Regions from separate parts of the Homo sapiens genome. Here region 2 is linked to region 1. A link is a contact called in ENCODE Hi-C or POLR2A ChIA-PET data. All regions are on one chromosome and are shown on one strand. Each heading gives the region's core, a stretch centred on a gene start or an enhancer-like site at or near the end of the contact. The rest is flanking DNA. Distances are from core to core; before and after follow the strand shown.

What was found. A loop is a pair of places that touch in the nucleus more often than their neighbours do. ChIA-PET counts read pairs that join two places held with the same protein, here RNA polymerase II (POLR2A). Pooled maps may share reads with other maps.
Region 2: a map of psoas muscle shows a loop between it and region 1 (2.0-fold over the local background). The contact joins two enhancer-like sites. A Hi-C loop is called at or near these places in 8 of 168 maps with a recorded cell type or tissue (B cell, CD4-positive, alpha-beta memory T cell, CD8-positive, alpha-beta T cell and 5 more), 20 of 37 single-sample maps with no recorded cell type and 7 of 50 pooled maps. POLR2A ChIA-PET finds 5 or more read pairs at or near these places in 1 of 52 experiments (CD8-positive, alpha-beta T cell).

What each region holds. Positions count from the first base shown.
Region 1 is chr7:114,942,468-114,946,770 of GRCh38, forward strand. All of the region lies in intron 3 of MDFIC (MyoD family inhibitor domain containing), which reads left to right. Among named protein-coding and RNA genes, the nearest start is that of MDFIC, 23 kb to the left of the region's middle. Within about 2 kb of position 2,369, at least 17 of the 41 ENCODE cell types and tissues checked have a DNase peak (open chromatin) inside an H3K27ac peak, as active enhancers do; they include heart right ventricle and psoas muscle, where a contact is called at or near this core.
Region 2 is chr7:114,977,753-114,982,055 of GRCh38, forward strand. MDFIC (MyoD family inhibitor domain containing) reads left to right here. Exons shown (of 5, transcript NM_001166345.3): 4 at 1,754-2,029. Among named protein-coding and RNA genes, the nearest start is that of MDFIC, 58 kb to the left of the region's middle. Within about 2 kb of position 1,824, at least 8 of the 41 ENCODE cell types and tissues checked have a DNase peak (open chromatin) inside an H3K27ac peak, as active enhancers do; they include heart right ventricle and psoas muscle, where a contact is called at or near this core.

The sequences.
Region 1 (4,303 bases), core at 1,119-3,618:
CCCCAGATAATTCTGCTACAAATCCGTAAATCAACAGCGTTTATCTAAAAGTGGTTTCATTTGTATTTTAAATTACAGAGCTAAAGCTAGGATATACATAATGCTGTCAGTGTTGCCTTTCTTCAGAAATGAAGAATTGACGCGTAAATATTGAACTCTTCTCAGAGAGATTCAGTCAAAATTCAGTTCCTTTTTGAGTAACAACTAAGTGGAAGTCAAACAACTCTAAGTATATGTGGATGGAGAAACTAAAAAGAGGAAGATGGAGCTAAAAGATTAATGCTACTATGGTCTCTGTTCTTCTAGCTAACTGACTCCAAATTTTTTTTATGATTAATATTTTATCACTGTTTGTTAAAAAAATTTTTTGTGATATTCTTCTTCCTAAAATTGCATACAAAAGCTTCGGTCTATTTTCATGTTATTCTTTGAATGCCCTGCAATACCTTGTCTTTTGGGTGCTGATCAGAATGCTGAGTCCATGTGGGGTTCTGCTCTCGAGCTCCTGGAGTTTACGTTCTGGTCACTAAGTTCCCCTAGGTGTGTTCAAGATGAATTTGCCATACAATGAATTATTCGACATAGCAAACACCTAGGTGTAAAGATTGCTGCTAAGCCACACCTGGAAGAGCATAGGGAGTAAATCTTTTGATATTCCCCTTTGGAGTAACCAAAATACCATGTTTCCTTCTCAGTTTTTCAGAGTGGATGGAGGAGAATTTACTTCTGGGATCAAATGTTTATTTTATGTTTAAAAACTTATTTCTTTAGTTTAAGTAACTTCATACTATAGATCCTTTACAGTCTTCCACATTACACTTACTTTGAAACTTAGAACATTTCTTTCCTCTCTAGAATGCCACTACCTGTCTCTAACTGAAAACTAAACAAAATAAATTAGAAAAAAAAAGGAAGAGGGTCCAACTTAGGAGAAAATAAACAACAACAATAAAAACACTATTGAAGGAAATTTCCAGGTTTCAAACAAAAGCTCTAAAAATGAGTGTTTTAGGTTAATTTTAGGACCATTTTGGTTTTTATACACTTTGGTCTTGGAGAAGGGAGTAGGAAGGAAGGAAATGAGACTCAGGAATTAGTGAGGAGGAAGATTTATATAGCTTTATCCAAAGAATCATATAAACATTATTTCAAGTAAATATTTATCTGAAAAACATATATTGATTAGCATTTATCTAATATTGACTCTGCTATTGTGAAACACATGATTTTGTGGAATAACTGGCCTATGTTATCTCTGACTTCCTAGCAACCAGAGTTAGTGAGCACTAGAAGAAGTTCTAGAGACAATTTTACCTCTATCTGTTGGGAAGCAAAATGGTTTTCTCACTTTTTTTTCGGTGGTAACAATTTTAAGTGTGTGCTTCATTTAATTGGTTTATTTCCTTAATCTCTTTTCCTAGGGCCCACAATAGGAAAATGTGAATAAGATTTCTTAGAACAACAGCAACAAAAAAGACAAACACTATTAAATAAGAATATGGAGAGTCATGCTAATGTGTTAAATTTGTTTATATTATTTGGTGAAGCTCATATTAGTCATAGAATCCATACCATTAAAAAGAATGAATTAAAATGATTTACTCTACGGTTTCATTGGTTAAGTGGGTACCAATCTAATATATTGTAAATTGCATGAGTTTCTTTATTGAGATAATGACGTACCCTGTGCCATGGGACTTTGGAACATTAGGAAACCACTGTCTAGTTTCTTACTAATATTCACTGAAGGAATGAAGAGATACAGAAATTTACACCCCCTCTGAAAGGGCTGCTGGGGAAACTGACAGTTTGAATGGATTTACAAAAGATACTGGCCAAAGATAGCAATGCCACTCCTGCCTGAAACATAAGCTGGCAAATATTTCCAAATATTTGTGGGTGAAATCTGACTCTGAATTTTGATTATAAATTTCAAAAACTCCATTTTTGTTATTTTCCCAGTCACACTTTTCTAGACAAAGTCTACTTTGTTGGATCAACAGAAAAAATTTGATATCTGGATTTTGCAGAAGTGGAACATTTTATATCATCTTTAAAACTGACTCAATTCTGGATAGCATTTGAAAGTTTTGTATTGTGGTAGCTTCTGCTATTCCAACTCCTTTGATATTAAACTCTCAGAGCTGCCTGACTTTCCTTCTTTGGCCTTCCCCACAGAGTCATTGGCCATCTCTGTGTAATTTAGTCTGTCTGTCTTAACTCTGAAGTTAGGAAGATGTGTATTTTCCTCTTGCTTAAGCATCTCGCACATTTTGGGGGCCCAGAAACTCTTTTGTAATAACAATAGGCCCTGGAAAAGGAGACTCTGGCTCAGAGCTTCATGGGAGGAGGGGAACATCTGTGTTGAGTCAGGCCCGAGCTGGCTCCGATTCCAGGAGTCCTGTGTGGCTCTCTGAGCACCGTGGAAGAAGCGGACAGCTGGCTCTCACGGAATTGATGTTAGTGTTCCCACTGTAGCGCGAGTTTGGCTGAATAGAGGGATCATCAGAAAAATGAGGCTGGCTGGGGTGTGGGAACATTTTCAAATGCACAACCCACTCTTTTTCCAAACTTCCATGGGGCAGCTCAGCTGCATACGCAAGAAGTGAAGGAGACAGACGCGGTCGAATGTGACTTCTTTTTCTTTATTCTTGAAAGTGGTTAGTGAGGGCTTGGCAGCTCGTGTCTCCGTTGTGCCGGATGGCTGCTGCCTTCTTTGCCGGACACTCAAGGCATAATTTATAGGGGACTGTTAGCTGTCAGTGTAATGAGGCTGTTTTTACTTTTCTTTGCTGAGAATAACTGAGCTCTGGAAAGTCAGGGAGTGGCTGCTTTGGAAATTGTATTCTAATTAAAGGGTGTATTCTCAGGCCTCATAAGGGATATTCACGCTGAGAATAATTTCCAAATTATTCTATGAACTTTAACCCTGACCTTAGCGGACTACCTGCTTGAACTCATACTTGGTTCATGCTCTACACAGAAGTTTGTACTTAGTCTGCTTTCCCTGGTCCACGTAGAAAACATTGCAGGTGGAAGACCTGGGGTATTATGGTTTTTCAGGGTGCGGATTTCAAATTGGTTGCCCTTGAATTGCTAACATATTACAGAGAATACATTATGGAAGTAATAAATAAAAAGAAGAAACTCATATGGAATCAAACATTTCGAATAAATAGGCCACACACAATCTGGTCAGAGAACGCACATTTTGGTTCTCTTTCCTATGAAATTTAAATTTAAAAAGACAATTCCAACCACTTAAATTTGTTTAAAAATTTCCAAATCAAATTAGTAAAGAATTAAAAACAATGGAGGTTTTATGAAAAAAGTTTATAATTGGAAATTCTCTTTTTTTATTTTATGACTTTTTATCCTTTTTACATTTCAAAAGGCTTTTATACTCTTAGAACATAATTTGGTGTATAATTTAATTTCTGAAAGGTGGCTTAAATTTTGGAATTTATAAGAGCACCAACTAAGCCTTTGGCTTTTCCCCTCAGATTAGCGTATATGGTATAATTGAAGCTATGCCCTGTTTTAATTGTCACTATTCCTCTGACTTAGTAAAATAAATGTTACAGTGAAGCGACACCATCAATTAATATTAATTTTTCTATTTAACCCGTAATATGCATAAACTGATAACAGGCAATAGGCAACATTTCATGTTTTAATTAGACAAGAAAAGGAACAGAAGCAACAGAAGCAACATTTTGATCTCAGTCTTTGCGGGGATTTCTAAGGTAGGAAGAAGAGTGTGTGTGTGTGTGTGTGTGTGTGTGTGTGTTACTGTGCTTACACTCAGGCATGTGTAATATTTTCCTTTAATTTAGGTCAAATTCTACTATTCTAATTATTTCCTATAGAGAGCTTACATTTTTCTTTGTTCCTCTTTATAAAGTGCCTCAGGTCTCTATCTCAGGTTTTTCTAGGTCTTTCTGAAAATTCTTATTACTTAACTTTATCCTTGGACATTGCTTTTACATAAACGTCTGCTAATTCTAAATGTCATTACTTAACTCCAGAAATTTTCCTTAGCTTCTCTTCTGAAATAAATTTCCCATTAAATTAAACTATTTTGTTCAGCTAATTCTCTCCTTTGTGATTTTATAGAATTCCCATGATCTGAAGCAAAGTTAAAATGCTCTACTTAAATGGTAATCCCCATTCTATTTAACCCATTTATTCATTTTGAAGAGTTTTTAGCTCTCATAATAGTAAGCACTTAATTGGCAGTAGAACGCAAGCTCTTCTCCGGCTCACACTTGCTCACCCTTATGGAGCTGCCGTATCATGCCTT
Region 2 (4,303 bases), core at 574-3,073, 35 kb after region 1:
CTATTTACACTTTAAATAAAAAGTTTTGTTTTTTATATATAGGCATTTAATACATTTGGAATTTACATGTACTAATTATATTAAGTATACTATACCCAAATATTAATTGTATAAATATTAACATTTATATAATTAATTATATTTTATTTATATATTTTATATATCACATAAATATTATATATGTATTATATAATAATTACATAATCAACATAATTATATTAGATTATATTGATATAACCATTAATATTTATATTAATATTATTATATTAATTGGTATAATAAAATAATTATGCATATTATTTATATTGTACCCAAATATGTAGGTGTGTGCATGTCTACCTTATATTAATATATGAGTCCCATATTTGGGGCTCAATAATTTCATAAGCTTCATTGGCTTGTATGTCTATGCCTGGTCCAATGCTGTACTGCTTTAGGTGCTGTGATAGAAATATCTCATACATCAAATCCTACAACCCTCTTTTTCTTCTAAAAATTTCCTTGGTCTTTCTTGATTACTCTTCCATATACATTTTTGGATCAGCTTGTCAAGTTCCATAAACAAGCCTGTTGGAAATGTTATGGAAATGGCATTAAATAATAAATCGGAGAGAATTAACATAATTAACATATTTATACTCTCTCCACTTATTTGGGTTTTTTCTATGACTTTCAGTAGTGTTTTGTAATTTTTGCCATAAAACCTCTGCCCATTTTTTTCTAGTTTAATTCCAAAATACGTATAGCATCTTTTGTTTGTTTGTTGGCTTGTTCTTTCTTTTTTTGCTATTGTGAAGAGTTATTTTTCTTGTTTATTTGTTAATCGGTTATACTCTTTGCTTACAGGAGCATTGTTGATTTTATATGGTTGTGTATCAATCTTGCTACATTTTTAGACTTTCAGTTTTTATAGTCTTAAACTTAGATTATATATATACTATATATTTGAATGTTCCCCAGAACATCCAAATCTGTGCACATCTCAAAAATTTTGTTCATTCCTGTCTAGAAGTCAGACCTATTAAATTTCTTTGTCTTGTTTATTGCTTGTACTATGATCTCCTGCACAATATTGCATAAGTCACGTAAGGGTGGGCATTTGACATACTTCTAAAGTCCTGACATTTAATTTTGGTAGATATGTTTTATTAAAGAAATTATCTTGTATTCCTAATTTTTCATAACTTGTTTATTTAAAAATCAAATTAAAGAATAAATATAGAAAAGATTTTCTTCTGCAGGATTCACAATGGGATTTTTTTTAAAAACACTGTATTTTTCTTTGTATTGTCTGGCTTTGAATACCAGAACTTATCATTTCTTTCCTTTTATTTGAAAAGACAATTGAGTAGTTTGTTATTAGTAGTAGTATTGAGATAACACTGTTGTGTCTATGCACAAAGAGGGCTCAGCATATAGAAAATAATCAACATTCTCTGAATGAGTCTTAAATTACCTTTTCAGATTTCTAACTTAAATTTTCTTTAAAACCGCCCAAAACAGTATTTCTATGGTCTACTTTTTATATCCTTGTACAAACCCACTTTTGATGACCCCGTTCCCATTTTCCATTTTAGTAAATTATACTTTCTCTATGTCTATGTTAGTATTTTTCTTTCTTTTCTTTGTTGCCTCTTCAGTGTTAGTATTATGGGTAAAACCCCAAATCTCTGTTACTGAATGTATTTTCATTATTTTAAAATATTAATTTCTTTTTCTTTAACTGGCTGACTTTTTCCTGTTTTTAATTTAGCCCAACCTCAGCGCTTGCCTCAGCTTCAGACTTCAGCCCAGGTGCCAAGTGGTGAGGAAATAGGCAAGATAAAGAACGGCCACACAGGTCTGAGCAATGGAAATGGAATTCACCACGGGGCCAAACACGGATCCGCAGATAATCGCAAACTTTCAGCACCTGTTTCTCAAAAAATGCATAGAAAAATTCAGTCCAGCTTGTCTGTAAACAGCGATATCAGTAAGAAGAGCAAAGTAAATGCTGTCTTTTCCCAAAAGACAGGCTCTTCACCTGAAGGTAAGTTTGAGATATATGTAGATTTTATTTGACCAGATGTAAAATAATATTTCCTGGTAATTATTTGATCAAGCATATATAATTGAAGAATCTTGCTTATCCTTCAGACAAACAGGAATTTTGGTAAAATGCAGATTAACTTTCCCAAAGGAAAGCACAAGATAGAAAAGGAAGCAGTGGCAGCTGACATCCTGCTTTTAGATAATCGTCTTCTAGAGTGAATAGTCATTACTTTAAATATAACTGCTATACTTCTTTTTTTAATGCCACATTTAAAAATATAAATACAACATTTTGATGGCATACATGAGTGTGTGTGTGTATTTTTATCCCTCCCTGATGCAATATGTTATTCTATAGTTCAGAGATAAGATTACCTGCTTGTATTTTTGTCTTGCAAATCGGTTCTTAAATAGACAAAGCTAAAATGAGAGAAAGATTAGGTAATTTTCATGCTCTTGCCAGGGAATAGGCCAGGTGATTTCTGTTGCTTGACTGACCAGCATCTTCCAGCCGCCACGTTGGCCAGCACCTGCAACCATCTCCACTCCCATCCCATTTCAGCCTCACTGTGGTCTGGTCTTCACCTCCTCCTTTAGAGACACTTGGCTGTGTTCTCTGTCCCCTGGAGAACTAGTTATTACCTCTTCAGTTCTATCTCATCCTGCCCTTGGCTGGGTTAAAAGCAGGTTAAATACTATGAACCTGAGAAAGTTCTTTATTAATCAAATTGCACATGGTGACAATTAAAACAGACTCCCTTTACATGATTCATTGTATTATATTTCAAAAATAAAAATCTCCCATATTTAAGGATCCAAATTTCTTTCCATGTATCCATGGTTCTCTGGTTTTCCTCCTTTCCCCTTTTAGCAGTTATTGGATGTCTAAAGTCTTGAATCTGTTATATGTATCTGATATACATATATTTCTCCTTATTCCCCTTTCCTTTCTATTTTGCTATGAAATCTTAAGTAAGAGAAATTTTGTGGAATGCCTCTGTGAAGTTGGTCATGCTTATTCATAGAGACAAATTGAGTTGTAAATAGGAAATTGTATTGAGAATTACCAGTAATGAGTGGGAGAAAGGATATTGCATTTTGGCTACAGGTGTCTCAAACTCAACTGAGATAAAGTGTTAGGTTGATCAAATGATATGATAATAAATGGTCTGCATAGTTCCAGGTCAGTGACACTACTTTCCAAACTAATTAGATTGAAAGGGACTTGATTGACACTTTAAAATGAGTTTGACATGTAAGCTGCATGGTCATCTCTGAAGCATAGGTAGGCTGTTAACTAAACTGGCTCTCCAAGGAGTTGGGAAAGCAATGCAATTTTCTTTAGAGGATCTTCGCTTCTAGGTGATCGGGTGAAATAATTGAATGCAATTGAAATGTACTTGTTTTATACATTTGAATTCACTTATTACGTCCCTAACCTCTTATTTTCCATTTGATATTTACTTATTTTTGTATTAAAGAATGGTAACATTCGCATATCAGTCCTAACTTGAAATAGCTTATGGAATGTTTATAAATTTTTTTATTATTGCTTGCCTTTAATACCATGTCTGAATTTATTTGTAATGTAGGAATGCAGCTTCATAAGTAACATACGAAGGAGGAAGAAAATCACCGGTATATGAATGAGATACAGTTTTACTCTTCCTCTTTCTCTCCCTTCTCCTTTATTCTCCCCCTTCCCTCCCTCTTTTACTTTTTCTTTCTCTTCTCTCATGCTCACATTCACACTTATGGCCTACCACAGAGCTCTGGATAAGGGAAGTCCCTTGTAATCTGTGTAATCTGCTTTTATCACAAAATATGTTCCAGATTGGGTTGGAGACATGAGGAGCATAAAATACAAATTTAAATGTATAAACACATTTTGCAAAGTCTTATCCATATCTTCATTGTAAGACTATAGAATTTAGACAATTGTAGGTTTGTTTTATTGTGATTGCTTGAATCTAGATTAAAATTTGATTGTCCATATTTTTCTCAAAGTTCGATATCTTCATGATTTGTTAGTATTTAAGGTTGTGCCCTAAAATTTTGTGTTTCTTCTGACTTTCAGTTTTGAAGTTATGTTTATTCTCTGGCAATGTACTGTAATAAAAACCAAAACCAAAACAAAACAAAAAATCCGTTGAACTGGTAGATGGCAAATTAAAAGGAAAAACATTCTCAATTCTGCCACCAGCTTGCTGGGGTACTTGAGTTTCTATGGGCCTGCTTTTTCTGTGGAATGAAGGGTTTGGATTAGATAATT